Regions from separate parts of the Mus musculus genome. Here regions 1 and 2 are each linked to region 3. A link is a loop called in an ENCODE intact Hi-C map of the cell type or tissue named here. Cell type or tissue: left cerebral cortex. All regions are shown on one strand. Each heading gives the region's core, and the rest is flanking DNA. Links, peaks and the distances in the headings are about the cores only.

The links. A loop is a pair of places that touch in the nucleus more often than their neighbours do. Peaks named below come from ENCODE experiments on the same cell type or tissue, not always from the same donor. Only the 100,000 strongest peaks of a DNase experiment are listed, where the experiment ranks them.
Region 1: it touches region 3 in a loop (4-fold over the local background); 4 of 42 quality-filtered maps call a loop at or near these places.
Region 2: it touches region 3 in a loop (6-fold over the local background); 3 of 42 quality-filtered maps call a loop at or near these places.

What each region holds. Positions count from the first base shown.
Region 1 is chr19:28,898,580-28,906,579 of GRCm38, forward strand. Slc1a1 (solute carrier family 1 (neuronal/epithelial high affinity glutamate transporter, system Xag), member 1) reads left to right here. Exons shown (of 12, transcript NM_009199.3): 7 at 2,863-3,047; 8 at 4,107-4,214; 9 at 6,033-6,155; 10 at 6,754-6,948. Among named protein-coding and RNA genes, the nearest start is that of Gm52404, 56 kb to the left of the region's middle. In left cerebral cortex, for the core only: no CTCF peak of the experiment used is centred there; DNase peaks (open chromatin) are centred at 2,413, 4,415 and 5,910; H3K27ac peaks cover 3,513 bases.
Region 2 is chr19:28,828,892-28,839,636 of GRCm38, forward strand. Slc1a1 (solute carrier family 1 (neuronal/epithelial high affinity glutamate transporter, system Xag), member 1) reads left to right here and starts at 6,244. Exons shown (of 12, transcript NM_009199.3): 1 at 6,244-6,441. The coding sequence starts at 6,351. The region is part of intron 2 of Gm52404 (a long non-coding RNA gene); the gene reads right to left. In left cerebral cortex, for the core only: a CTCF peak has its summit at 6,226; DNase peaks (open chromatin) are centred at 5,768, 6,228, 6,786, 8,257 and 1 more place; H3K4me3 peaks cover 2,892 bases; H3K27ac peaks cover 2,569 bases.
Region 3 is chr19:28,958,861-28,969,655 of GRCm38, forward strand. It overlaps 4430402I18Rik (RIKEN cDNA 4430402I18 gene), which reads right to left and starts at 8,972. Exons shown (of 14, transcript NM_001374140.1): 1 at 8,943-8,972; 2 at 8,734-8,809; 3 at 4,676-4,813; 4 at 820-868. The coding sequence starts at 8,772. It overlaps Plpp6 (phospholipid phosphatase 6), which reads left to right and starts at 5,060. Exons shown (of 1, transcript NM_028922.3): 1 at 5,060-7,941. The coding sequence starts at 5,141. The coding sequence ends at 6,019. In left cerebral cortex, for the core only: CTCF peaks have their summits at 5,002, 5,540 (motif pointing left) and 9,114; DNase peaks (open chromatin) are centred at 3,725, 4,135, 4,449, 5,032 and 3 more places; H3K4me3 peaks cover 3,152 bases; H3K27ac peaks cover 2,661 bases.

The DNA of each region.
Region 1 (8,000 bases), core at 1-8,000, 61 kb before region 3:
CGTTATGCGTCAGTTCCAGCTATAACCTTTTTTCCCTGCTAATGATAGAATTTCACTCATCCTGATGGCTAAATCAGACACCACATTTTCTCTATCTGCCATTCACCTGTCAGTGGGCACCTAAGCCATACATGTCTATGCTGTGTGGACAGTGCTGTGATGCACATGAATGTATAGGTGTCTCTGCGCTGTGGGGATGAGTGTGCACCTCCGAGTGGTACTGCTAGATCACATCTGGACCCTTGCTGGCGCTTATTTTCATGATGACTGAGGTTGGATAGAATCTCGGTGGACTTTTAATTTGTATTTCCCTGATGGTGAAGGATATTGTACGTTTTTCATATATTTATGGGCTATCTGTTGATTTGACTATATAAAATGGACAGAAGCATATTAGCAAAATGCTCTATCATGTTTCTAAGTACAAGAATGCTGTGATGCACTTTGCAGAAAAAAATATATCTGTTAAAAAGCTTTATTCGGGCATGTTGTAGTCCTGCTAGCTATGAACTCCATGCTAGTGAATCAACAGTGAAAGCCAGATGTCTCTAAATAGAAACACACACTAAGCAATGCCATGCCCTGATTGCTTGATATGAACAATGTGGCAAGGCATGTATACTTCTCCATGCTGACATGGTGTTCATGGGAACTGTATGGAACAAGAGTACCAGGAATAGAGCATCACAGAGTGGACACGGTGAGCCTGAGCTACTCCAAATGCTTGGGTACCTTGGGGACTGCCTGATGATTACAAGGCTATCAACACAGAATACAACCCCGAACCTCTCTGCCTGTATGTGATTCTGAGTCCAGACCGTCTTGGACTTCAGAAGAGCCCACAGCATGTGTTCTTGGTAGCAGACCGCTTCTCTGAATGGGGTCCAGTATCACACCAGAGTCAAGCACCTCCAGTGTTTCTTCAGCAAACTCAGGAATGTTCTGCTGAGTAAGAAACACAGCGGCCAGTCATCCCCATTCGTAGATTTTGTCACCAGAGGAGTAGACCATAAAAAAATCAATAGGCTTTGAGAGCTATGGCTATTTCACACTGTGAAATTGGAGAATCTCATTTGTGGACCTGAGGTGGCACTTTGTAGTAGGCCCACAGTAGACTTCTGAATGGTCTAGAAGGAAATAATTGTTCTGGGTCTGAGGGGGAGGGGAAGTGGGGAGAGAAAGGGAGGCGAGAGAAATGGAGGGAGATATTAAATGATTGATTTATGGAAAAGAATATTCAGTCAATTTAGTAATTAAAGCTGGGTTGATGGGACAAGCTTGTAATCCTGGCACTTGAGAGGTTAAGGCAAGATCATGAGTTTGAAGCCACCATGGGCTACTGATGGCTTTGTGGGCTAAAAGCACTTGCTGCTTTTCAAGAGGATCTGGGTTTGGTTCCTAGCACCTACACTGGGTAGCTCATGACTATCTGTATTGTAGCTCCAGGAAATCTGATATCCTCTTCTGGCCTCGTGGGCATCCCCATATACACAACACACACACAAATACACACACAATAATAATAATGATAATGATAATAATAATAACAGTAACAAATAAGTGCATAAATGAAACTTAAATTCAAGATAGGCTATCATTGGCTCCCTGCTCCCTACTGCAAAAAAAACAAAAAAAAAAAACAAAAAAAAAAAACAAACCCTTAATTTCTCCCAAATATAGCCATGGGTTCTCTGTTACGAGGCTTCTTCAGTTTTACAGCTTGCCTCCCAGGGTGAGGGGCTCTCCTCTACCCAGATCCACCTTTCACTTGCTTCTTATTCCCGTCTTTTGACAAGGTTCCACAGAGTGCTCTGCGCACCCTCCATGTGGGGATTGCTGCTGCACACTGGAAGTAGAACAGCAGAAGACAGATATGATATCTGTCCTCAGGCAGGGAGTGGTGCATGTCATCATCACAGAGGCCATGTTGCTTTGGGAGCATGTGAGGGCCACTAAGGATAAGGAAGGACTCATTGAAGCAGGTTACAGGAAGAGGCCCAGCGCATCACAACCTCTGCCTTTGGTGTGCATCTTTCTCGGGCATGCTTTGTCTCCTGGGTATCTACCCCTCACCTAGTTTTCCCTAATTTCACAGACATTCATGTCCTAGAATGTATGTACATACATTCATGCATAGAGAGGCTATGAGTTGATTACCTATAGTCTCAGCATTGGCTCGGGTTTCTCCTAGCTGGTCCTGTCTCTCCAGCTACATTTTAAGACCTTACACCATAGCCTGTGCAGTTAGAACATTCTAGCTGTTCCATAAACATTTTTTTTCATAAATGAGAAGTGACTGGTACCCCAGTGACTCATCAGCATAATTCTTTATAGACCTGGCCTATCCTACAGAGATTATGCTTACCCCTTAGTAAATTGCATGCTATTTTTTGATCAGAATGAAGTGATGAAATGATTCATACTATCAGATGTCTGGCTAGTTTTCATCTCTTTAAAATCCCATTGGTCACATGAGACCCAAGGCAGCAATGACTGTCCCTCAGCTTCCTTATCGGGAAGGACCAGATGGTATAATGTCCTCTGAATGTTCACGCTGGTAAACACCATGTAGTTCTTGCATTGTTAATTTCTATCTTTTTAAAAAGAAGCTTCCAAATGTCGCTAGTGGTTAACCCTGAAAAATGCCTCGATTATAAAATTCATAAAAACGTGCGACACCGCAGCATTGGGATTTTTCAAAAGACATGTTCATGGAGGAGCTTGTTAAGGAGACAAAGCCCCATAAACCTCAGTGGTGGGGGACAAAGTGTTTCCCATGCAGACTTCCCTCGCTGTCGTTTTACTTCTCAGAACTCTGACTCCCACCATGCTTCAGTACGTTTCCTTGGGTTTGATCCACAGAACAAGACAAAGGAATACAAGATCGTGGGCCTGTACTCAGACGGCATCAATGTCCTGGGCTTGATTATCTTCTGCCTCGTCTTTGGCCTTGTCATTGGGAAAATGGGAGAAAAGGGGCAGATTCTGGTGGACTTCTTCAATGCCTTGAGTGACGCCACCATGAAAATCGTCCAGATCATCATGTGGTGAGCAGTGCTGACTAACGCCGTATCGTTCCCACAGATAATGCCTTCTCAGACCTGGGAAGAGGAGGCTTATGCTCCTATGTGGGTCCTTCCTAGAGAAGGCAGACATTTAAAATCAAGATTGGGGGCATTACCCAATTTCACAACCTCCTCAGCAATTAATCTAGACCTAAAAGTCTGTCAGCCATTGTCTCTTGCCCAGAATCCTGGAGAGCATCTTGCACCTACCCAGCCTTCCTGTCAGTAGGGATATCAGAAAGTACTGGAGTACCTGAACACGAAGTGCTTCTTCTTAGGCCCGAGGTAGAAACGAAATCCAGAATATCACCAGCTGTTCTAGCCTAGGTCTGACCACATCTGATGAAAAAGCTGCTCTCTAGCATCCAGAGACACTGCGTGTCTGTCCCGCCTGTGAGATGCCCTGAAAGTTCAGGTCTCCTGAGAGACCTCTGCCACCCCTTAGCTCATGTGGAACTAGCTCAACATTTTATAATCTAAATAGTAGAGATTGACAGGAAAATATCCAGTAGCGACAGCCAAGGAAGTCATTTAATCTCACTAAAACCTCAGCTCTGTCATCTGTGAGAAAAGAATAATAAAACCAAGCCCAGGGCTAGGGGAAGAGCATTAAGTGAAGTGATGTGTGTCAAATGCTTCCCCAGCATAGGGCATAGCTAAATAGAGCTTTACAAATGGAGCTGCTGTGGCCACACACAGTGTGGTTCCTGTCGCCTTTCCAATGACACTTGAGAAGCAAGATGATCATGGCTGGAATGACCTGCTCATGTGAGATGAAGAGATAGAACATCCAATGGGGGGGGTGTGGATGCTGCATGTGTGCTTCTGTGGCACACATTCTTACCAGAACCCCCTTAATTTGGGGGGGAGGGGTGCTGGACTCAAAGCTGAGCCCTTGGCTTCTTGATTATAGCCTGTGGTTCTCCCAGGGGAGAGCACATGTCCACTGAGCATGCCCACACTAGCTGGTTCCCTCCCCAGCAACCTGTCTGAGAAGACCTGTGACATCTGAATTGTGCCTTTCTTGTGTTTGCTTTCTAGCTACATGCCGATTGGCATTTTGTTCCTAATTGCTGGGAAGATCATAGAAGTTGAAGACTGGGAAATATTCCGCAAGCTGGGCCTTTACATGGCCACTGTCCTGAGCGGGTATGTCTGACTCAAGAGAAGAGACAGAGCTCCCTGCAGATACATTGGGGTTACTGGAGAAAGGCCAGGGTGCGGCTGGTTAGATGTAGCTTTTCTCCCATGGAGGAGAGCAGGGCATCAAGGCTGTCCTTTAACAGCTGTACCGTAGGTGGATCATGCTGTGCTAATCGCCAGCTCCTGGCAGAACAGCTTGGACCAGACTTTGCCACACACTTCATTGCTTGTGTTTAAAACAAGAGGAAAAGCTCATGTGTAGGCTCTTGGGGCTATCTCCTATCCCTTACTTCCTTAAGAATATAAATGAATCAGGCAGGCAAGGATACCTCCCACATATCCCAGGGCTGAAAGGAATTAAGAACCTGGATAAATTCCATCTTCCGCAAGTAGGAGTAGGAGGGCTGGGTTTGGGTCTGAGATTCTTGCTGAGCTGGTGGCTACTGCCGTTGTCTTGTGTCAGAAGGGTGTCCAGATGTTAGGGCTGTTTAGTAAGTGTCTGAGACCTTTCAGAAGCCATAAAACAAACAGGAAAGGTGCCAGGGTTGAATCTCTTGCACAGTTCTTACAGCCAAGCTGTTTGCTCCTTAAGAAGAGATGCTATAGTTTCTGAATGGTGCCTCCCTCCAAACGTGCCCGGCAAGGCCAGGGTGGTTCTATCCGCTGAGAAATATGGGGCAATAGGATGAGTAAAAGATGCTGATTTAATTCCCACGGGCCAATCAGCCACCTTGAGCCATCAGATTCCCTCTCAGAACCTCACCACATTGAGGCGTTCCCACAACACAGCATTAGTTGTTAACCTGGTGTGCCGGAGAACACAGCTTTCCAGCTCTGCAGAAGCAGCCTGGTCCAGCAGTGTGTGGGACAGAGTTGAACTGCAAGACCACAGAGATGAGAGAGGCGGGACTTCTACTTTCTATTAGCCCTGAGCTGGAGCTGTTGCTGAGCCAGGCCATACCAGGGGTGGGGGTGGGAGGGGGGAGAAGTGGCTGTCTGGGATAATAAGCCATTTTTAATGGGGTTCTGTTGAGTTCTTGTCTCTTGTTCTATTTATGTTTCTAGCAGAAAACTAAACAGCGTAGTGAAGATCTCATGATTCTTTGCACTAAGAGGACTGTCTCCTCATACTCTCAAGATTGCTCTTTGTAGAGCTCACTGTTCGCTGTGCATTGTCTAGCTGAACAGTCAGCTCATCACTTAAATGTACACGCATCTGCTAGTGAGTCTCGTGTAGCCAGCCTCTTTTAGGGCAATCCGTAGATTCCTAAGTGAAGCACTCTGGGAGCACAGGAATAATGAAGAAGTTGGAGACAGTCCTAAAGTGCAAGTTTCTCCTTGTTGCAACTCTGACCTCCCTCTTAGGTAGTAGATGCCATTCCAGAGCTCGGTCCAGAGGACGTGGTGGGGTGGCCTGTGAGGAGAGCTATAATGAGGTATCATGGTTGGGGACAAATGTGTCCTTGAAGGGAGAGTCGGCTCAGCCAGGGAAGGTATGGGACATTTCTGTAGAAGGTGGCAGAGATGATCAGTGCACGAAGTGCAGGAATGCATTGCAGGGACAGAGCAGATGACGTGACGCTCAGCGAGCTTGGGAATCTAAATTTATCTTCAGAATTTGCTAATAACTCTGACAAGGTGTTTCTTCTGCTAAGCAAGCCTTGACATCCCCATCGGTGGAATGGGGACATCTGTTCGCTGTCAGACGCCCCTGTCTCACTGGGTCTTTGTGAAAGTTTAAAGATGTCGTGATTTTTAAAGCTGACTAAAAAGCAGGATCGGTGTGCAGACGTGGTATTGAGATTTTCTTCCTCTTGTTTGCAGGCTTGCAATCCACTCCCTCATAGTTCTGCCCCTGCTCTATTTCATAGTTGTGCGGAAGAACCCTTTCCGCTTTGCCTTGGGTATGGCGCAGGCTCTCCTGACAGCTCTCATGATCTCGTCCAGGTAACCAGGAGGAGAAGTGTTTGGGAGAAGCCGCCAGATAGTGCTCTGATAGCTTTTGGTGAAGATGACTGCAGCTTCTAGTTTTGATAGGCACCTTTGAGAGATGGTGCCTAAACTTTCTGTCTATCTTCTTGAATGTATTGTATTTCTCTACCGTTCCAAGTACTTCTTATACTCTCCATGTGGCCTGATACCCAGGAAAGATTCTGACGGGGGGGGGGGGGGAGCGGGGGGGGGGGCGGGCAGTGGTAGGCACAGCACCTCCTGTTTTTTGGTCTGGCCAAAAGTACCAGCATATGGACTGGGGAGGACCCAGGTTCAATTCCCAGCACCCACATAATGGCTCATGATTGCCTGTAACTCCAGTTCCTGGAAATCTAACACCCTCTTTGGGCCTCTGAGGGCACCAAGCATAAGGATATATATTCAGCAAAACATAAATACCATACACATAAAATAAAATTAGAATAAATTATTTTCTTAATTACCAGCATGCTTTGGGGCCCTTTTTTCACCTTTTAGGAAATGAGGATCTTTTGGGGGTGGAAACTGAGGCCTGGCCTTCTTAGACCTAAAGTCTTTTCTCTTGATCCCACAGTTCGGCAACCCTGCCAGTTACATTCCGCTGTGCGGAAGAAAAGAACCAGGTAGACAAGAGGATCACGAGATTTGTGCTGCCTGTTGGTGCCACCATCAACATGGACGGCACTGCGCTCTACGAAGCTGTGGCAGCCGTGTTTATTGCGCAACTGAATGGCTTGGACCTAAGCATTGGGCAGATCGTCACCATCAGGTGAGGTACAATGGCGCTCTCACTACATCACTGCTTGGACTGCCTCCAGCAAACACGGTCCGTGGAGAGAAACCGAGAAGGGCCCAGAAATGGTTCTGCTGGTCTATAAGTCCCTTGCCCAAGACGTGGTGGGGTAGATTCATGGCGCATGCAATTCCTGCTTCAGGAGATGGATTGCTGAAGCAGCTCTCTGTTCAGTTCACTGTGGCCAACAGGTGCCAGACAGTTGACACACCAAAGATTCAAGGTTGAATCTAGCACCAGTTCTTGCTCAAACGGGAGTTCCTGGTGGACAAGGGTTAGATACCCAAATAAATGCTGGGTTTGTGATAGGACTCTCACAGAAAATTGATGGGGAATCATGGGGGCCCCAACGAGAGAAGGATCAAACATACCTGGGAAGAGGAAAGGAGGATTCCTAGAGGAGAAAACAGTATGGATAAAGCTTAGATGAATGGGAATAGCAAGAAAAGACAAAGGATAAGTGCTCAGAACAGCAGAAATATCTCAGAACCCAGCAAGAGTCCAGATTATTATCATATGATAAACAGATTTTCATTTTAAAGATAATTAGCAGTATGGTGGGAGGCTTGGATGGGAGCAGGGACCACAAACTAGAAGATCAGTAAGTCCTCAAATGGCCTAGATCAAGACCTACACTGGGCATACCTCAGAGTTAGTGAATCAGAGAGCCAGTGTCTGGATTTAAGAGAATGCTTATAAGGTCCTGGTGCCTACACAGTGAGTCCGCAGTAAATGCAAGGAATGGGTGACATTATTTGGGAAGAGTTTGTAGAGAAGAGGGAACTGAGGAAGAAACCTCATAAAATCCTATTAGAGGTAGATGAAGGGGAAAAGGGTGGAGGGAGAAACCAGGTGGGAGGAAAACAGGGCCATCGAGGAAACCTGGGGTCAAGAGGTTTGCTTTCAAAGATTAAAATGCCCCATGTCTGATGCCAAGAAAAGTTCAAGTCAAATGAAGCCTGAACATTGATTAAGGAGGTAGGAGAAATGACATTGGTGGTGAGTTCCATTGGAGTTGTGTCCTAGGG
Region 2 (10,745 bases), core at 2,746-10,745, 130 kb before region 3:
CAGGAAACAAGGACAGTCTGGTCAGAATGAGCTCTGTCACGAAGAGTGTAGTTGTAGGCCAATGCTTGTTTACGTGAGTGGAACACGTTCATCTGCCTACAACACACTAAATCCACGTGCTCACAATGGTACAGTCTCTATCCAAAGCTGCGAATACACCTGTCCATCGTTGAGAAAAAGGAACCTGCCCCACCACGTCTGCGGGAAATCTACTTGAGGCTAACCAAATAGTTGATTCCAGAAAATGTATCCAGAGTGGATGAAAGAACCCAAGTGAGGTAGATAGCACTTGACTGAAGTCCCAGCACTCACTCGGGACACTGAGGCGTTAGGATGCCTCATTGGAAGCCAGTTGTATGAGTCTGTGCCTCAAATAAATAAAAATAAATAAATAAAATAAAAAGTCATATGTAAATCCTTGGCATCATGCACAAAGGAGTAAAGAATCAGGGTGAGATAGATGAACTCGTCTCAATCATCACCAAAGATGCTCAAACAAATAAGAAAAATCCATGGAGGAATACATCACAGGTGAGCCAGCTGACATCAGGGTTCATTTGTTGAACTGCAGGTTGCTGAATATCAAACTTCTAACTTTCCTGCTTATTGAAAACACGGAGGACAGAGAATCAAGTAGGCTGTCACTTGCAGTGGCAATCCCGAATGTGGGGAACTGTGTAGGGCAGCAAACTCAGTCTCTTTACCACGTAGATAAGACCAAGATCAGTTGCAGCATAAGAGAGACTTTGAAAACTTAACAAGCCAGGTGTGGCAGCACACACCTATAATCCCAGCCCTTGGGAGGTGCAGGCAGAAGGAGTTCAAGGTCATCTTTAGTGAGTTTGAGGCCACCTTGTGATACATAAGAGCTTATATCAAAAAATGAAGTATGAGAAAAAATATTGACAAGCAAAAGTGTGTCAGTATGGGTCTATCAAGAGTCTGACATCCATTTGGTCATTCTCCGTGAGTCTGGCTGGCTTACCCTGTAGCAGGGCTGAGACCTGTGTCTGTGTGGATGTGGTTTGTTATGTAGTCTGGTTAGGACTCAAAGTCTCACCACAACCGGTGCAGGGAACAAGGCTGAAAGGGTCTGCAGGGAGGCAGTGCACACAGATTCCCCCAGACTCTGAGTTATCACTGTGTCCAGCTAGCAATCCATGGTGACTCCCAGGCCAGCATGCAGGCATCAAGAAGAGGAAAACTGGGAAGTGAAGTCTCTGGACTGCTCTCAGCTTCGCTACCCTGGCTGGCTGGCTAAAAGTTGATGAGTGCACTTGAAATTGGAAGGAATAGTGGAAACTTCCTAGGGAGTGTAGATGCCTGCCCCTTTTAATCCCAGCACTCAGGAGGCAGAGGCAGGTGGATTTCTGAGTTCAAGGCCAGCCTGGTCTACAAAGTGAGTTCCAGGACAGCCAGGGCGATACAGAGGAACCCTGTCTCAAAAAACCAAAAAGAGAGAGAGAGAGAGAATAAGCTTGGCAAGAGGGCAGGAGAGAACAACATCACAATGAACAGTCGCAGTTCTTTCATGTGTCACTAGAGTTGTGCTCTATACATGTCACTTATGAGTGATCAGTGACTCTGTCCTCATTGATCAAACACCCTGCCCAGTTTTATAACTTACTTTTGACATTTTAAAGCATAGCCTTATACCAGCCCTGGTGCACACACCTGTAATCCCAGCACCTGAGAGGTGGGAGTGGAAGAATCAGGAGTTCAGGATTATCCTAGGCTACATAGTGAGCTGGAGACCAGCCTGGGCTACACAAAACATTGTCTCAAAAACAAACAAACAAACAAACAAACAAGCAAATAAACGAAGTATTGAATCTGTACCAAGCAGTCTTAAATCTGTGTGTACCAAATAATATTTCCCATGCCAGTCCCACATAATTTGATATTCTTATTTTTAAGAGCCACAGTCTTGCTAGTCAAGTCCTCAAACTTAAGATCTTCCCATCTCAGCCTGTAGTGCTAGGATGCACACCTGTGCCTATAAGGCAATATTCTGCTACAATATTGCCATTCTCTGGGTGACATTGTGCTATCAACCGACCTCTCCAGTTGAGAGGCAGACAAAGTGATGAATCAGAGAAAGATTTGACAGAATAGCATATGCCCAATTCTCACAAAAACAGAGAGCAGAAAGGCTTATGAGGTAACTTAAGAGAGAACAGCTTGGAGAGGAGAGGAGGCAGTTTTACCTGAAGAGTTTTACAGAGAACAAGATTGAAGAGAAAACAAGCTAGGCACAGGTAAACACAGAGCCAGAGAATGAGAAGGAGCCAGAAGATATGGCCAAAGTTAGTATGAGAACAAGCAGAGCAATTCTGTCAGAAGCTGAAAGAGAACAACTTGAATCAGTCAGTGTGGAGATGAGTTTAGCCAGGAAACTGAGTTGAACCAGTCAGCCGGAGTTCAGAAAGAACTATAAAGGGTGATCTTTTTCAGCAGAAAGTCTGAGAGGCTGAAAACATTCTAGGTCTAGATTAGATTGTATGGAGGCTAGAAGCTCTCATAACCCTCTGTTGTTCCTCTCACACTCCATTAACACTAATCCCCCTCCTCTTTCTACTTTCATGTCTTATCTGATGAGATCCACTAGGCTTGTTTACAGCAACCATTCTCTGATTTGGCACTGCTCAGTGGGAGGGGAAGTCATCCTGGTTACTGTAAATTTGGACAGAAGCCACAGCTGGGAGGTCCAAAGCACTACCACAAGCTCTGCTGTTGTTTTTCAACACAGATATGATGTGTCTGTCAACAACTAAATAGCTATGTGTGTGCCCACAGGTTAGTGCTGTCATCAGCTCTGCTCAGAAAAGCTCCCTACAACAGTCTTTAGTGAAGACAGAAACTCAACACTGGTCAAGAAGTTCTGATAAACTACATCAAAAATTACATACTCATCTTCAAGAAAGAAAATCATAGTGTTTTCTAGCTGGATGGATGATAGATAATAGTGGGTAGATGATGTTGGTGGACAGATATATGATAGGTAGATAGGTAGAGATGGCATTATCTAGCTAGCTGGATGGATGATAGCTAGATGATACTGAGTAGATAGATAGATGATAGATATAGATAGATAGATAGATGATAGATAGATAGATAGATAGATAGATAGATAGATAGATAATGATGAAGATAGATGAAGGATAGATAGATAATGATGAAGATAGATGATGGATAGATAGATAGATAGATAGATAGATAGATAGACAGACAGACTGGTAGATAGATATGATGATAGGTAGATAGACAGACAGACAGACAGATGTCATGCACAGCTACTACCTTATATGGTGTCTTGAGAAAAGGAAGCAGAAGCTAAGGAAGGTTAGGTAAATTGCTCAAAGTCACACATCTTGTATGAAGCAACTGCAAACGTTTAGTTTTTCTCTCCTATGTGCTGGTTTGTCTATGCTTGATAAAATGTATTTGTTCTTCAGTTTTTCCCAGTAAGCAATAAAGCCCGTTGAAGCACAGATTTCAAGGGCGTGTAAGAATAATAAACTTATTTCAGCCAATTCAGCTTTGTAAGAACACTGAAGAGTTCCCGTGGCAGTTAATGTCTCTGGTTTGTAATGCCAAACTCGAGATCAGAAGATAAAGAAGAGCCCAAGTCCAAGAGCATCTGGTACACCCGAAGTGTCCTCAGGGTTTACAGCCACTGTCACCAGAGGCTACCTGAGAAACTGATGGTCACTGGTGTGCCTGTGGCCTCCTCTATCACAGCTGCGTGAAACCATGGAACCATTTCTGCCTTAGGAGGGTGAACTGCAGCCATCAAATCACCCCAAAAAGGCTAGCCAGAAAGAGTTGGCCTTTGGTTTCTGGGTGTCTTTTTCATTTCAGATCAGGCTGTCACCTGCTGCTTAACAGTGTATGACAAAGTCAAAGTCTCTTTCCTTTAATCACTAACTAGATATCTCCGTGAGCCAACAGTAAAAGGGAAACGGTAACAATAAGGAACACCAGTTTCTTAGAAGAAGGAGGAGGGAACCATTGCATGAGAGAAACTTACTGATGGAAATCAACCTAAAGTTTCTCTGGATAAAGTCTGAAAGACTTAGGAGTAAAAGGAAGGTGTTCACATTTATTGTGGAAAAACAGCTCTAGCACTTCTTTCTCCTTGATTTCAGGTTCTAATGGCAGGAAAGTGAATTTTATCTTCCAGGCATGGGTGTGTTGCATTCAGGGGAAATGGCTCTCAACTACCATTCCATCTGACAACATTTGTGTCCATGGAGATACAAAGGTAGAAGATAGGAAAGATACATAGATTAGATGGGGAGAGAGCACACACACATGCATTAGGGGACTTCAACTTTGCAGGGTATTGCGTGTCCCCACCATTTCTTTGTTGGTTTAGGCTGAGAAATCCCAATGAAGTATGAGACGTCAGCCATAGCAACGGTGAATTTAGGAGTTTACTCCCCTGCTCTCATAAAATGGATGTTGAGCATAGCTCATTAAGGCCTCAAGTGTCATCTGCAAGTGGAGAGGATGAACCCTTAAGGAAACCCACCCCCAAAAAAACCCCAAAAAACTTTGAGTCAAGCAAACCAGTGACTGGAGCAACTTCTCATTAGAGCTCTGGGTGCCTCCCCCCGCCCTCAACATTCCCATATAGGAGGAATTAGTTCAATGACCAGACACGGAGGTGGGCTTCTCACTTCAATCCCTCCTCCTCCTCTGTCCTGTAGAGTGAATCTTTTTCTTTCTTTCTTTCTTTTTTTTAGAAAGCTTTCTTTCTTTCTTTCTTTCTTTCTTTCTTTCTTTCTTTCTTTCTTTCTTTCTTTCTTTCTTTCTTTCTTTCTTATGAGTACTCTGCTGCTGTCTTCAGACACACCAGAAGAGGGCATTGGATCTCATTACAGATGGTTGTGAGTCACCATGTGGTTGCTGGGAATTGAACTCAGGACCTCTGGAAGAGCAGTCAGTGCTCTTACCCGCTGAGCCATCTCTCCAGTCTTTTCCTTGATAGTTTGCCCTCTTCGGGAATTTTTATTCCCAGCTCTTCCCCCAAGAAACCAGTAATCTCGAGGGAGTTTCCTCTCTCCTGATTTTTTTCTTTTTTTCTTTTGAGAATTTAACACCTGGAAAGGAGGTGAGATCATTCATAGTATAGTGTGCATGGTTAATAATGCTTAATCCATTGTCTTTTGAAGGGTTTTTAAAAATCACTCTGAACCAAAAGAATGAGGCTTTAATTGGGGGATTCTAGTGGTCGAGTAATCTGGTCAAGGAGAGTCCCCTGACAGCCAACTAAAGAGTAAACCCCAGAATGCAAAAAGGGCACAGGGCTCACTTAGTTAGTGATATGCTAAGGAGATAAGAGTCTGTTTAAAACCTGGCGTGGTGGCACACGCCTTTAATCCCAGCACTCAGGAGGCAGAGGAAGGCGGATTTCTGAGTTCGAGGCCAGGCTGGTCTACAAAGTGAGCTCCAGGATAGCCAGGGCTATACAGAGAAATCCTGTCTCAAAAAACCAAAAAAAAAAAAAAAAAAAAAAAAAAAAAAGGAGTCTGCTTAAGTAAGAGTAAAACCAGAATAAGAAATTCAGGTAGCAAAGTGTGTGACCACACTAACCCAGATTCTCCCAACTACACCCTGTAAGGTATTTGGCCTTGGGGATAGAATAGGCCCGCCCACCTTCCCACACCAGCAGGCCTTAATTACCCAGTAATGGCCACAAGGCGAGTCCCTAGGGGTGCATTTGTTAAGTTGTGCAAGAGATGACCACGCCCACGCGCAAGGTGTACAACCAAGCCTTGGTCCGGGCAGATCCTGTCTGACCCTCGAGTCAGAGAATAATCCCGCAGGGAATATCAGAGAATTAAATAGTCCCGCAGGTAATATCAGAGATCACGTGGGGAAAAAAAACCCCAAAGCTGCTGACAGTGCGTCACCCCAAAGCTGCTCTGACAGTGTGTCCCTTCTTGTGGCTCTGAAGCCTGAGGCCCAAGGCAGAAACGCGTCCCATATCAAATCCCTTCGCACTGGGCTAGGGCTGTGCGTCCCCAAGGAGACTGGTGAGGATCGTAGTGGGTCAGAAGCTCCTCGGTGGGACACCTCCACCGGGAGCCCAAGGGGACTTGATCGCCCCACGCGCACCATCCCGCCGGGACGCTCCGCCCTCCGTCTCGCTGGTTGGCCCGGTCGCTGCAGCGAGCGGCGGCGGGAGGAGCCAGGCGCGCCCGCCACGCAAAACCACCGTGCTCGGTCCCCAGCGGCAGTGGCAGCGCTGACAGCGGCCGGTGCGCGTTGTCTCCACTGTGCCCTGCATCCCGCATCTCGCATCGGCCAGGCTACCCGACTCATCGCAAACGTCAGTGCTCACCATGGGGAAGCCCACGAGCTCGGGATGTGACTGGCGCCGCTTCCTACGGAATCACTGGCTGCTGCTCTCCACCGTGGCCGCCGTGGTACTAGGTGAGTCGCGCGCGGGGGCACCAGGCGCGTGCCCGAGGCCAGGCCGCGTGCGGGACCGGGTGGGCTCGGCGTGGCACGCGCTGCCCGCATTCCCCGGTACTGGGCCCCCAAGCTCCAGATCAACCAGAGCGCTTTGGTGTCACCCGGGGGAAACAATGTTCTTAACCCCCTCCCTCCCCCATACTGGTGCTCCACGGGCTGCTGTCTCTGCTTTCTCCAAAATGATCAGAGGGCGCGTGAAAGGTGGGCAGGGGTCCTTTGAAAACAAGCGGGGTTAAATGGGGTTTAATTTGATCTTCATCCTTAACTGTTCCCACCACTTGCACACACCACCATCACCACCACCACCATCACCTTCGTGCCCAACCGCGACTGTATGAATTACTGTTCTCTGTCAGATTTAAAGAGACATCTGAGCCCGCGGAATGGTGGAGACCTTGGGAATGTTGGAGCAGAGGGTAGATACCTTCTTAGAGGGTACCTCTCCAGTCAGATTCATGCCTCATTTCTGAGCCAGCAGTTGTGGTTCACTGAGGCCACAGGGAACCAGCGCTGAGAGAACCCAACCCCCTTCTTCCTCCTGGGCAAGCTGCTCACCACGTTTTTCTATCGAAAATAATATAAGCTGCTTTTATTTGTTTTCACACTTGGGTGTATTTAAGTGGCCCATGCCTGACATACCGCTGAGCCAGGACTAGGTGGATGTCCGGGCCATTGCTCAGAGATTTGAGTTACTTGTGTTTAGAATCTCATTTTCTGGCCAGGTTGTCTGTATAACCTAAACTTGGCAATGTGCTGTAGGGTGGGAACCCTGTGGGTCTTCACACCCCAGGTGGGGCCATCCAGCAGGTAAGGACAGGTGCACCTTGAGAGAAAGTGGATTCCTAGCCAGGCTCCACCCTCTATCTGGAAGTTACAGCTGCCTCTGCTGGAAAGGGGACGATGGGGCAGCCCCTTCTCCCTGGGCACTGCACCTTGCTCCTGAGTCTGGGAATGCTTGGTGTTGCCTGCTCCTGTCCAAGGTCTTCCCCGCCAAAAATAAAATGCCTTTGGAAGTTAATGGAATCCTTGGGGTCACATGGGTTCCTCCAGAACCTTATGCAAAGGGAAGTCAGGCTTCCAGTAAATAAATAACATCCTGAATCGCATTAACAGAGGATGTTGGTGGGAGGAGAGGAGTGCAAAAGAACCCACTAGTGTCCACTTTCCCAGTGCCAAGTGGTTTAGGGCGTTTTGGGGAAAGGTTTATCACTACATTTAAAGAACAGCTCCTACCAAGGGACTGAATGGATCAGAAGACATAGCCTTGCTTGTTTTCCCAATGATGAAGACAGAATTTATTTTTAAATCTGTTTTGAAAGCCTTGGAGGTGAGCAAAGCTTGTGGCTCCTTCCCAGTTCTGTGTGTCTGAAGCCCTGGGCACTGCAGAGATCCCACTAGGTCACCAAGTGCTTGCCACCAGCAGTTGGCATGAGTGTGGGTGCCCCACAGTTCACATACCAGTTCACTAGAGCCTGCTCCAGAAAGGAAGCCTACCGGTTAGTTGCTCATTGGCCTTTGGACCAGTTGAATAAGCAAAGTCCTCAGGCCAAGAAAGGGTTTGTTTCCTCTTATTTTGCAGGCATGACCTGTGGTCTCGAGTGGACCTGGTTTTAGTGTAGGTGAACCACAGGAACTTGATTCTGGAATTTAGTTTTGAGCCCATAAATTCGCCATGTAAAATTGCAAGTGCCCTGCTGAGGTCTTACAGGCAGTCAGTCCCTTGCTCTTCTCCACTCTGGTATGAGAAACCTCCTGCTTAGAATACCATCGGGGTGCTCGAGCAGACACTTGCTGGGGTCCTCCTCCCTGCTACTCCGAGAACCTTTGCTCTGAATGAAAACTCGAACCTCCCATTGCTCAGACGACACTGGCCGGCCTGGTTAACAAGCAATGGGATCCAAACCCCTGGTCCTAGGTATCTGTTAGCCCTTACTGCGTTACGATGGTCAGCTGTTCTGCAGCTGCCAGAACTGAGCAAGCAAAATTACCAGAGCTCTCACAAAGCCTTCTTTTGGGAGGGTTTTTTTTTTTTGCATGTAGACATTAAAAAAGAAACAAAACAAAACAAAACAAAAATGTTAAACGCTGTTAGTTCCTTAGTGAAATCTTCTGAGTATATGAGTATATCTATGGAAATATTTGGCCCCCAAGATAAGTCAGCAGCTATGACTCTGCAAAATATTTTGGTCAGTGAAACTAAGAGCAAAGTCCCCCTGCCACACACAGACACAGACACACAGACACAAACAGAGAGAGAGAGAGAGAGAGAGAGAGAGAGAGGGTGGTACAAGCCAAGCCTGTATGTAGAAGCAGGAAGATCAAGAGTTCAAGGTCAGCCTCAACTACATAGTGAGTTTGAGACTAGTCTGAGCTATATGAGACGGTTTCAGAAAATGTGTGTGTATGTTTTGCTTAAAGCCTCTGAGTTTCTGAGATACAGCTTGTGAGGGAAAGTACAATTAAAGATCACTTTCATTAGATGTGTGCCGTTAACTTGGATTTTAATGGCCAAGGAGAGATGCGTTGAGATAAATGTTTGACAAATCCTTATTTGCCAGATTGGAATTAAGTAGATGACTGTTTTTGATAATTTCTGTGAAACCCTACAAAATTCTGAAAATAATATTTTTGCCTGAGAGGATCGTTTTAATTGAGTTCACCGTAACTCTTAAAAACATTCCTGGACCCCATAGTGCAGGAGAATAAGCACAGAGCCTAGTCAGGAGCCCTGGACTTGAGTCTGGGTGCTGCTATCTAGATAGGAACATTGCTTAGTCTCAGGGGCCTTCAGCTCCTTCTTAAAAAACTGAGGACATTTGTGACCAGAGTTGATTTAAGATAACGTGGAAATACCCAGTTTGTGGCTGGCATACAATAGGCATCCAGCAAATGCTACATTGGAGAAAATACGAACTTAAATAGGAGAGAATAAATATTTTCTTTAGGAGTGGAGTCTCTTCTCTGCCTGCTGTCCGTGGTAACCCAAGGGTTTCGATGGCATGCTTCATTATCAAGGTCAATACCAGTCTCTGTAATATTTTCCACTTTAGAAGAGAGAGCAGGAGGAGCTGATGACTTTGTTTTAGATCCCGGGCTGGTTCTCAACTCGCAGACAGTCAGCAGGAAGAAATGCTGTGTTCCTAGTGGGAATGATGTCCAAGCAGAATTCCTATGTGTGAGAATTGAGCTATAAACATGGAGTAGGTTATGATGTCGGGGAGAGGCTTGTGGATTCCTCGTCGTACTCGCAGCAGGAAGCATCATTCCTCCTCCAGGCTATGTGTGGAGAGATCTACAATGCCCAGATTGGGGACTCAGAAAAGGCCACAGATATGGCTCGTATCATGGGGAGCTGTCAAACTTGTTCACTGCAGAGCAGTTCCTATGAAGCTCTGAGGAAGTGATCCTGTGTTGTTCAGACTCTGAGTTAGTTCCTCCAAGTTCAGAGTAACCCCCTTAGCCACTCTTGCATCTCCTGCCTTGGGTGGCTCTGGGGACTCCTGACAGTGGTCATTTGGAGGTGACCTTTGCTTTTTGTTGTTCCATTTTCTGACAAGTCTTTGACAGCCCCAAGGACAGGAATCTGCTGTGGCTCACGTGATTCCAGACTCAGCTCTTTGTCTCCCTGGCCTTGGTACAGCAGAATTCAAGAGTGAGTTCCTGCCTGCCTTAATGGGACACGCCTTTAATCCCAGCATTTAGGAGGCAGAGGCAGGTGGGTCTCTGTGAGGACAGCCTGGTCTACAGAGTGAGTTTGAGACCAGGTAGGAAACAAGTTGCACAGATATCTGGGGCATCCTGGCTTCTTGCATGCATAGCAGGGTGGGGTGGCGTGGGCTAGAAGGTCGAGATAGAGAGGAGAACAGGACAGGGTGACATGGTGAACCAGGTTCATGTTCTAGCAAGCTAAAAAGACAGCCTGCTCCAGGCAGCCTGCTGTGGAAGAGCAAGGGAATGAGGGCTATCCAGTAAATCCACTACTGCCTGATGGAGTTTGGTTCAAGTGAGAACTATCTCTAGCAGGATGGAGAGTTCCAGGAAGAGATACAATGTGGAAACGCTGAGCTGAGAGAGCCCCCAGGGGCCTTTGAGTGGAGCTAGGCAGCAGCAAGCAGTGGACAAGTGGGTTCGGAGACAGGCTGCACGGGCGATGGTGTACTAGGTAGATCACGTCAGGGTCAGGGAGAGATTAAAGCCTTGGGGACAAATGAGCCCATTTAGATGGAGAGAAGAAAAGAGCCAGAACTGAGGACTGCAGAGAG
Region 3 (10,795 bases), core at 1,207-9,206:
CTACTTGATTGTTGCAACAACACCCAGTTAATGTTTATAATAACCAAGAAGAATAATGCCATCCAGAAAAATCATGTCTATACTACAGAATTTTGTTGTGTTTTGTTTTTAAAGACAACGTCTCTTGTAGCCCAAGCTAGCCTCCAGCTTGCTAGATTACCAAGGTTAATCTTGAGCTCCTGACCCTCTTGCCTTCTAAAAGCTGGAGCTAAGAATCCTGTGCCACTACATGTGGTTTCACATCTATACTACGAAGAATGTTTATAACAATTTAAAACGGTGGCTCAGAGAGGTGGTGAGATGACTCAGGGGTAAAGTCACACAGGCCCAAGGACCCGAGTTCTAGCTCAAGATCTCAAAACAGAAGGAGGGAACCAACTCACCAACATTGTCCTCTGTCTCAAGCACACATTGTCCGGTCACACCCATATTCATAGGCACATAATGATAATTGTTATCATCTTATTTATTTATTTTAATTTTGAAATAAGAAATATTTATTGTTATTATTATTTTATTATTATATATTAACCTTTTTTTACAGGTTAATGTGATGACATCTGCCTATAATCCCATTATCCTGACAGTGGAAGGCAGGAGGAGAGAGTTCAAGGCCAGCCTCAACTACATAGCAAGATTATGTCTCTACGAATCAACCAAGCAACATGAACAATAAATAAACCACATGAACTCAATCTCACCATAGAATTTCTCTAAACTTAAATATCGACCAAACACAAATGTCACACTTCAGAAGCAGCAGAGTTCTGTACCTGTGAATTACACAGGAGTCTTTTTTTTTTTCTCCTAAGTACCTACTTTCTAAAAGTTCTGCGACAGCTCCAGGATCTATTGCCTCTTCAAATACCTACAGAGAAAAACAGGGAAAAGAAATGTTCAAAGGTTTACTAAAAGGTATTTCTAGAAACCATACATCATGTTCTTTCATGGGATTAGCATCTATAAAAATCAAGCCATGTGATATTTTAATATTCAAAAGGAATACTTTTAAGAAGCATGTGGTAAAAGTACAACAAATGGCGGAAGCACAGATGAATTAAAATGATCAGAATGGTAAGTGCAAAGATGAATTAAAATGATCGGAATGGTAAGTGCAAAGAAATTTGAGTTAGCTGAATCTATCACATGCTTAGAAATGCCATCAGTTTAACCTACTCCTCAAGCAAACACATCTTGCATCAACGTGGGTCTTGAATGCATAGAAACCTATTCTGCATACAGTAGGTACTCATCAAGTGATAACTAGATGATTCGTCTGTGCATGCAATTGGTTATGCTAAACGAGAAGACAGAGGTTTCACCCATGTGTATCACCAAAGACAAGTAGTGTTGGGAGTGACTTCTATCATCGAATGCAGGAAAAACATTACTATATCACCTTAAATATTGTCAGATCTGTGGGTTTTGTTCTTGAAATAAAAGGTTCTGAGCCAGCGCTGAAAAAGAACGGGACCTTCTGAAAGCAAAGGGTTTTCAGCTGTTCTTCAGTAGTGAATGTTTAAAGTTAAGCATAGTTCAATTTCTGCTTGAGGTTTTAAAGCCAGGTCACCTTTGAGGGCAAAATTGGGCACTGTTTTGTCTACTTGTGTTTACTAAGTAAATTCGGGTAGCATTTATTTTCCTAAACTATTTCAATAATTATATCCTTCCATTTCACACTGTTACCAGTTGGATTGTGTGGCCCTGTCAAAACTTACAGGTTGGCATCTAACTCTAGTCTCTCAGAACATGACCTTATTTCCAAATAGGATCAATATAAATAAATACGCTTAGTTAAACTTCGAATGAGGTCATAACACATGATTGATGCCTTTTTTTAAGTGAGTATTTAAGCATACATTTTTATGTTTTTAAAGTTAAAAATAAACTAAATTCATGAGTACACTTGAGCAGGAAAAAAATTCAGGAACCACACAGAGCTCAGAGGAGCCACTATTACACAGAGCTCAGGAGGAGCCACTATTACACAGAGCTCAGAGGAGCCACTATTACACAGAGCTCAGAGGAGCCACTATTACACAGAGCTCAGAGGAGCCACTATTACACAATGCTCAGGAGGAGCCACTATTACACAGAGCTCAGGAGGAGCCACTATTACACAGAGCTCAGGAGGAGCCACTATTACGCAGAGCTCAGAGGAGCCACTATTACACAGAGCTCAGAGGAGCCACTATTACACAGAGCTCAGAGGAGCCACTATTACACAGAGCTCAGGAGGAGCCACTATTACACAGAGCTCAGAGGAGCCACTATTACACAGAGCTCAGGAGGAGCCACTATTACACAGAGCTCAGAGGAGCCACTATTACACAGAGCTCAGAGGAGCCACTATTACACAGAGCTCAGAGGAGCCACTATTACACAGAGCTCAGGAGGAGCCACTATTACACAGAGCTCAGGAGGAGCCACTATTACACAGAGCTCAGGAGGAGCCACTATTACACAGAGCTCAGGAGGAGCCACTATTACACAATGCTCAGGAGGAGCCACTATTACAAACCAGGCATAGAGTTTTCTATTCTGGCGTGCAACCCAGAGCAAATGCAGTTACTCAGTTAAAGTGGACAGAGCCAGCATAGGACCCAAACCCAGCAAGGACACCTGGCATTTCTGATCAGTGAAGGCTCTGCTTTTGTTTTACAGTTCACACATATCTTCCTTTGCCTTAAAGAACTGGAGTTCCTCTGGCTAATGCCCAGAATGTTTTGAATTCCATGTGCTAGAGAGAATAAATGGTTAAATGGTACATACTGGAGTTATGGTGCTATAAAACCCATGTTTCTCAGCCTTCCTAATTCTGCGACCCATTAAAAGAGTTCCTCATATAGTGGTGACTCCCCAGCCATACAATTGTTTTCATTGCTACTCCATAACTGTAATTTTGCTGCTGTTATGAGTCATAACAGCATAATCTGTGTCCCCCCCCCCCACTGGTCTTAGGTGACCCTAGTGAAAAAGTCAAACTCTCCCAAGGGGTCGCAACCCACAGGTTGAGAACCACTGCTATAAACCAAAGAACTAGCTCCCACCATGCCTCAGGATGTAGCGAGATCCACACCACCATTCTTTGACATCCAGTCTCCAGGACTGTGAGACAGTAAGTAAGTTTGCTGCTTGTGGGCTACTTGTGTATGTGAGCTCTAAGAACCTAACATATCTACCTACGTTACGTGTAAGGGTTTTTCTCAAGGGTGATCTTGGGAAGCAAACACTTAGCTTAGTCTATTCAAATACAATGGCTTGTGAATTTTTATGAGGAATTTGTTTACCCACGTACTTTTAAATTATTCAAATCTAAGCCATGCAAAGAGATGTGGGGAAGGAAAATGCTTTTGCTATGTGCCACACGAGTTTTCAGCTAAAGAATGGAACAGATCTCAAGAAACCTGGAACTAGAAGAAACTAGAATATGAGCCTAAACAACTCAAAGAAAAAAAAATGGTTCCATGGTATGTTTGACTAGAAACCTCAGGCTTTCCCACCCAGCAGGAGAAGCATCTAAATTGTGAATCTCAGGCATTCTCTTTTTTAAAAACAGAGGTGGTCAGATTAAGTTAAGTTCCCAAGGTATTGATGGATGTATCATGCCCTGTTAGAATAATTTCATATCTATGCACCTCTTACAATTCTATCTTAGAAGTCTGGTACAGGGCCAGCAACTGGTGAGTGGGGAAAGTGGTGGGGGTCATTTTCAGCACCTACTTCACACCATGTCTATCACCCACATATGGCCAGTAGGACCATCTGGGTTCTGACTATTTCCCAAGATAATATCCAATCACTTTTACCCAACCAGTTTCACGGACGTTTTTCCAATGAACAGGCTGCAGTTTTTAAAAACGCATCTTTTCTCTCATCCTTGGATTACAAGAAATAGGTAGGTTTCTGGAAAACATCTTCCAGACTTTAGGATCGATATGTACAATCTTCCCTCCACCCCAAAAGTCCACCTTAGGGGACCCTGGGCAAAACCACTAGGTTTACTAAAGATTACTCCAATTTCAACTCCAAAGCTAAAACCAGAACCTTAGGGTGTTGTTGGTGATTGCAGAGTATTGAATAGTCAGCAGCATACTGCAGTGGGAAGCCCTGGCCGGTGATTTTTACAATTTTTAAAATCACAATTGCACTCATTGGAATGGAATCTAGCCCTTACTACTATTGTTATATAACACGCACATGACTTAAGGAAACTCAGAAAATATGAACAGCTTTCTTGTTTAGTTACAGGCTTTCAATTACCAGGTACAGCTGATTTGGTTATAGTTTTAAGTTATTTTCCCAAGCTTAAGAAAGTTTTTCTTAAGATCTGCAGTTTATTAATAGCCCCTTTCATAAATGCAATGCAACTGTCTCTAACACCTCCAAGAACATTCAGAAACGCTCTCTGCTCCAGTTAGAAAATGCCATGGGAGTTCCAAGAATAGAAAGCATCCACCAGGGTATTTAGCACTCAATTGACAGAACTTGGCTCAGGCCTGCATTGCAAAAAGCAAGACTTCCAAACTATGGTTTTTGCCTCAAGGCCGCTTGTACTTTTTACACTGTGTTAAAAAAGGGGGGGGGGGGCGGGGAATAAATGTACAAAACCACTATTCTTTATGACCATTAAACTGGTTTCAGACAGCAAAACCCACTGAGAAGTCAAAATCACCTTTACAAATCTCATGCTCTGTTGAATCACAACAGGGAACACAGGGGGAAAGCAGTCTGTCTCCAGGTACTGATTCAGAAGGTAGACTCCAAGGTACACAGCTTCCTTGTCCGGCAGGAACACTCCGGGGCAAGAAATCTTAAAAAGAAGAGGAGGGCAATCAAGGGATTGGTTTTTTTTGTTTTTTGTTTTTTTTTTTTTTTTTTGTGCAGAGGGGCTGTTTATCCTAACCTCCCACAGCTCTGAAATGACGCCATCACTGCGTCCTTCACCTGCACTTCCCACCTCTCCTCAAGCTGGTACTCCCGGTTCCCTCCCACGTCTCCGCCAGGTGTCACAATCGTGCTCTGCGGCTCGGCTCCTCGGCCCGCCCTCCGGGATGGCAGTGCGGAAGCGGAAGAGGCTGACGGGCTGGGAAGCCTGTCTCCGGTCTGCCCGGGTCCCCGGGACCGGCCTCCCTCCGCGATGCCGAGCCCCCGGAGGACCATCGAGGGACGGCCGCTGGGCTCCTCGGGCGGAAGCAGCGTCCCGGGCAGCCCGGCCCACGGCGGTGGCAGCGGCGGCGGCAGGTTCGAGTTCCAATCGCTGCTGAACTGCCGCGCGGGCGCGGACCCCGCCTGCGCTCGGCTGCGCGCGTCCGACAGCCCGGTGCACCGGCGCGGCTCCTTCCCGCTGGCCGCCTCGGGCCCCGCACAAGCAGCCCCGGCCCCGCCGCCGGAGGACGCCCGCATGAACTTGAACCCGTCCTTCCTGGGCATCGCCCTGCGCTCCCTGCTGGCCATCGACCTGTGGCTGTCCAAGAAGCTGGGGGTGTGTGCTGGGGAGAGCTCGGCCTGGGGCAGCGTGCGGCCCCTGATGAAGCTGCTGGAGATCTCAGGGCATGGCATCCCCTGGCTGCTGGGCACCCTCTACTGCCTGCTTAGGAGCGACAGCTGGGCCGGGCGCGAAGTGCTGATGAACCTGCTCTTCGCCCTGCTGTTGGACCTGCTGCTGGTAGCTGTGATTAAAGGGCTGGTCCGCAGGCGCCGACCCGCGCACAATCAAAAGGACATGTTTTTCACCCTCTCGGTGGACAGGTACTCCTTTCCCTCGGGCCACGCCACGAGGGCCGCCCTGGTGTCGCGGTTTATCCTAAACCACCTGGTACTGGCCATTCCACTGAGGGTGCTGGTGGTCCTGTGGGCCTTCGTCTTGGGTCTCTCTAGGGTCATGCTCGGGCGGCACAACGTCACTGATGTGGCTTTTGGCTTTTTTCTGGGCTACATGCAGTACAGCATTGTGGATTATTGCTGGCTGTCACCCCACAATGTTCCAGTTCTTTTTGTACTGTGGAATCAACAGTGACACCATCTCATTGATTATTGACACCTTGAGGTCTGAAGGATTCCACACTCGAGGATGCTGACCTAAGCCAGAGCCATCTAGTTGCCCCTCTGGGCAACTTTGGGAATTCTGGGATCCCACTGTCTTGACAGGTTCCTAGACCGGAGCGCATGCTGGCTATTACTGAACACGGCCATACTTGAGAAACAAAGTCTACTGTGTATTTGACAGCTATTTATCACCAAGACAACTGTAAAGAAATCAAGCTGGCTGACTGTATGATTGCTATTTACTTAAAGTTGACAACGTTAATGAGTAATTCCCCTCACCCCCCAAAAAAACAATGTTATTACTTGTAAATTAAAATTTAAGAGCCATTAGCTAGATAAACCATGTGCTATTCCCACCCTTTACCTGCAGTAAATTTTAAACAATAATTTTAAAGTTCAAAACAGATTTTTTTTCTCCAATTTAACTCTCTGAATATGTTGCCATAATTGGAGCTTTTTCCTTCTTCTGATTCCTTTAAGCTCTCCCACCCTTGTGGACTTGGTAGTTAAGAGGTTCCACAGAGTATTTTCCTTTCTGCTCCCAGTACCTCTCAAACGATCTTTAGATAGTTAACTTCTACTACTATTTAACGTTATCTTTTAGCACTCATAGAACAAACCAAGATATGGAAGAAGACATATTCAAAAGGTGGGCTTGTCTAAGGTTCCCACAGAAATGTAAGTATGAGCCTACTGTTTTGTTTCCTAGTCCCATGGACAAGTAGCATACCAGGGGGCAAGAAGCTGAGCTGCTGGGGAGAGTCAGGGGAACTAAGAGCTTAGAAGGAGGCAGACCGGGAAGTAGGCCATGGCCAGGGGCAGGAAATGAAGCCCTGCTGTCGGTCACCTCTACTAAATCAAGCAAATGGTCCTCTATTAAGTAAAAAGTAGAAGAGCAATGTGGTTCTTTTCAGTGTGCCTGCATAGCGTTCCTGTGTGTACCCCAAGGATAACTGTATGCTATCCTTTCCCTATCGGTCCCACTGTGCTGTGTTCAGCACATTTTAGGTAACAGGACACAACTTGAAACTTTTCAGGAGAGCCTATTGCCCTACGTGAGCATTAGGTAAAACTCTTAAATTTCTGTTTACATTGAAAGCTGTTCATTCATGGCGCCCCCCCCCCCCCAATCATAAGACCAAAGATGACCAAATAATATGGTAGACTCTGATTACAGTCTGACCTAGAAAGACCAAAGAGGGGTATGCTCATGACATCTGTAAATGCTGCTGTGTCTGGAAAGAAAGTCTTTAAATCACTGGTGAAAGTGGCATCATCAGATAATCTCAATGGCCACTTGTTCTGGCATTTATAAATAGAAAGGACTGTGAGCTGTGGGCTATGGTCTAATGTTCAAAGATATGGGTGGACAGGACTGTGGAAGATGGACATGATAAACCAGTTCTCAGTAGGAGGAAGTAGGACCTTCGAGAGTGGGAGTCTGGTACACCCATTGGAACAAGTCCTTCGATAAATAAAACAGTTATCACATTCCCACAACAACCTAAACACAGACTACCTCTCCCCTCATCAGATCAGCTAAGCTGTGAGGTTCTAAGAGGTCTAGGTGTGTTTAAATTTCTGAAGATCATTTTTCATTATAACATTCAGGCCAGACACTTGAAAGTGACTGTTTGTTCTTATAGTGTCCCCAAGTCTGCTAATTAAGGGCCCACTTCTACTTTCTAGTCGCACTTCTGAAATTCCATATTTTGTTTGCTGGGGCCTGAGTTTGCTGGCTTTTAAAATATAGATCAGATCAATTTACCCGACTTCATGAATAATCCTAAATTCTCTGGAATAAAAAACTGATTTCTTTGTTAATTACTTGTACGATGAAGGATGCCTTTAAAAAAAAATCAAAATAAATTAAACTGGTAATGTTGAATGATATGAGGTGAAATCTTTAATTTCTGCTTTGATGTAAGAGAGATCACTTGGCTTCTTGGGGGCTCCTTCCTCATCCTGAACACTTGAAATTGATACAGCCCAACTGAGAACTGTCAGCAAGATGGAACCAAAACCAGGACCCTCTCGTTTTTCCTTTCATTTCTACGCGCTCAGTGAAACCATAGAGTTTACTGATTACACAGCATCTCACTGGATCTCCATGCTGTATCCTCTTAGCATCCACTTCTAACTATGGCCTAAGCCCCCGTTTAACTGTGAGGCCACACTCCATGCCAGCCTTGGAGGACAGGAGAGCAAAACCAGAGGAATGGCTGACTCCTAAATGGGAACAGCAAGGTCATGGTCACGTGCCCCTGCCCCTCATTTAAGGAGGAGTTGGTGGGTTATCACAAAGTGTTTATTGTTAGATTGATTACCCTGTTGAAATGAGCAATCCAAAGCGATCCCTAGACGTGAGGGGACAATATCAAACGTGGAGCTTTAAAAATGTTATATTCCTTGGTTACTTTAAAAAAATAAATTCTTTCACAAATGAAAATCCTGCTTTAACCTAAGTCAGGATTGTTTTAAAGAAGCCAAGGAACATGTCGGTTTGGGAAAGAAAAATGAAAGGCGGAACAGATTGAACTGAGTTTAAAGGCTAAGAGATACAAGGGAGATAAATATGTGGTATCTTAGGGACAGAAGCACAGATCTGCCCCCCCAAACAATGTGTGTGCAGTAAGCAAAGGAGAACTTGGGGTGACGCGGTAGGTAGGCTCGCAGGTGTCTTACCGCCCGGATTTGGAGCTCCACCACCACCTCCATAGGCATCCTTCCCTGTGCACCGCAAAGATCCTTTGTGCTGAGCCTTGAACCAATTATTTCTTAGTTTACATCAAGGCAAGCGCTTTCCAGAAGCTTCCCTGACCCCCACCCCCTCCCCTTTGTTCCCCCATCAGTGCTCCCAGCCCAGGTCCCTCCCACCGGGACGGGTGTCTCACAAGCTTTGGAGTGTGAGCTTTCAGAAGGCTGAAGCGTCCGGTTGCCATGGACACTCAAACACTCAACCTTCTCCTCTGGAACTCCTGCGAGGCTGAGACGCAGGCGCATTTATGCTCTGCTGGGAACCCTACGTCTTCTCACCCTCCCTGGTGGTAGCCTGGCCCAGTGACTGTCTAAGGGTCCGGGAACCTGTCCACGGATGTTGGAAGTTTTTTTTTCTGTCTCTCCCTGGACACACTGTGGCCCCAATTATTGTGTTCAAATGTTTAACAGTTTCCATCCCCAAAGTACAATGTGATCATAGCTCCATTGTGTAATCATTTTTAGTGGCAAAGGGGCCCCAGACACTGGGATTCCTGTGACCATTTCTAGTTATCATAGTTGTCTGTCCCTTAGGGGACTCCTTGCTTATTAAATGTCTTGTTTCCTTCTTTGCCCCAGAAAGCATGTTCGCTGTCAATACATTGAGTAGTGTGCTAACTACAAATAGGTCATTTCTAAAGAGACTTAAGTTGGGAACCTCGGGTCAAGAAATCAGCTGTCAGTTCCTCTTCCCTGCACTGTTTAGCTTTCCTGGTAGTTTGAAGTGAGCATTGGATTGCACCATCCCCCAGGGGCTAGTTATTGTATTTGCCAAAACAGCAGTTACACTGTAGATCGGGCAGAAAAAGATTTCTTCACTGGCAAGAGAAATGACATTTTCCCATTATATGTTACTTAAAAAACAACAACAAAACAGCAAACAAAAGGAGAATGCGAGTGTTTTTTTTAGCCAATCAAAAATTCCCTGGAAGGTCTATGTCTCAAAAAAATGAAATAAGTAAAAACATAAAGATTCTTTTAAAATGAGGGCGGTACCATGTGGTTCCGTTGGTAATGTTTGCCTAGTGTTATTCATCAGAACAGAATAAATCTGTCTTTCATCCATGTCTGTACTGCTAGCACTAGGAAGGCAGAAGTGACAGAGTCGGAAATTCAAAATGAGCCTGGAATATTGTGGAGGTTGAGAATAGGTGTGTCCTTGTTGGAGGAAATGTGTCTGTGGGAGTAGATAATGAGACCCTTCTCCTAATAGTGCTTCTCCCTGGGCCAAGCATATTCAAACCACCACAAATAATCTAACGAGTTTGAGCGTCCGCCTGGACGCCATGAGACCCTGACTCAAAATAGAATTTTAAAGATTATCTTGTGACTTATTATTGATACTTTACGTTGAGGATCTCTGTAGTTGAAACAGTTACAGGGAGCTGTCCCTCAAAAGATACTGCTGACGATATTCCCTTCAGTAGCTATAGTTTATTTCTCTGTAAGGGAAACCTTGGGGTAATGAGGGACTCAGCATTTCATCTATACCCAGTTCCTAGTGCTCTCTTAGTACACAAAGATATATATACAGATGGTTCTCGGCTCTCTGGAAACCCGGAGCACAGACTCCTCACTACAGTTAGCTGCTACAAGACCTGTGATGATCTTCACAGGCAGGTCACCGGTGACAATACTAGTGTGACAAAACGAATTGGTAGCCAAGCTTCTAGAGGCAAAATAGAAGGGAGGAATCAGTTCTGATTGAAGATCTGCACAGAGGTGGGCGTGTCACATATGGTCACTCCATTGCCACAGCACTTCTCCGAGGACAGTGTGACCTGTATTTTACAGCCTCTTCCCCAAGGCTACATAACTCATCCCAACAGTCATGTCTGAGTCCAAGGGCCCTGCCACCTCCCTGCCTCCACAACGCAGAGATTATTGGTCCCTGGAAACACTGTCACATCTGCATACCCTGTTTCAGTCTTTCTACCTCTTGATATGACTAGACTCTCCTGACTCGTGATTTACCACACTCACCTTGATA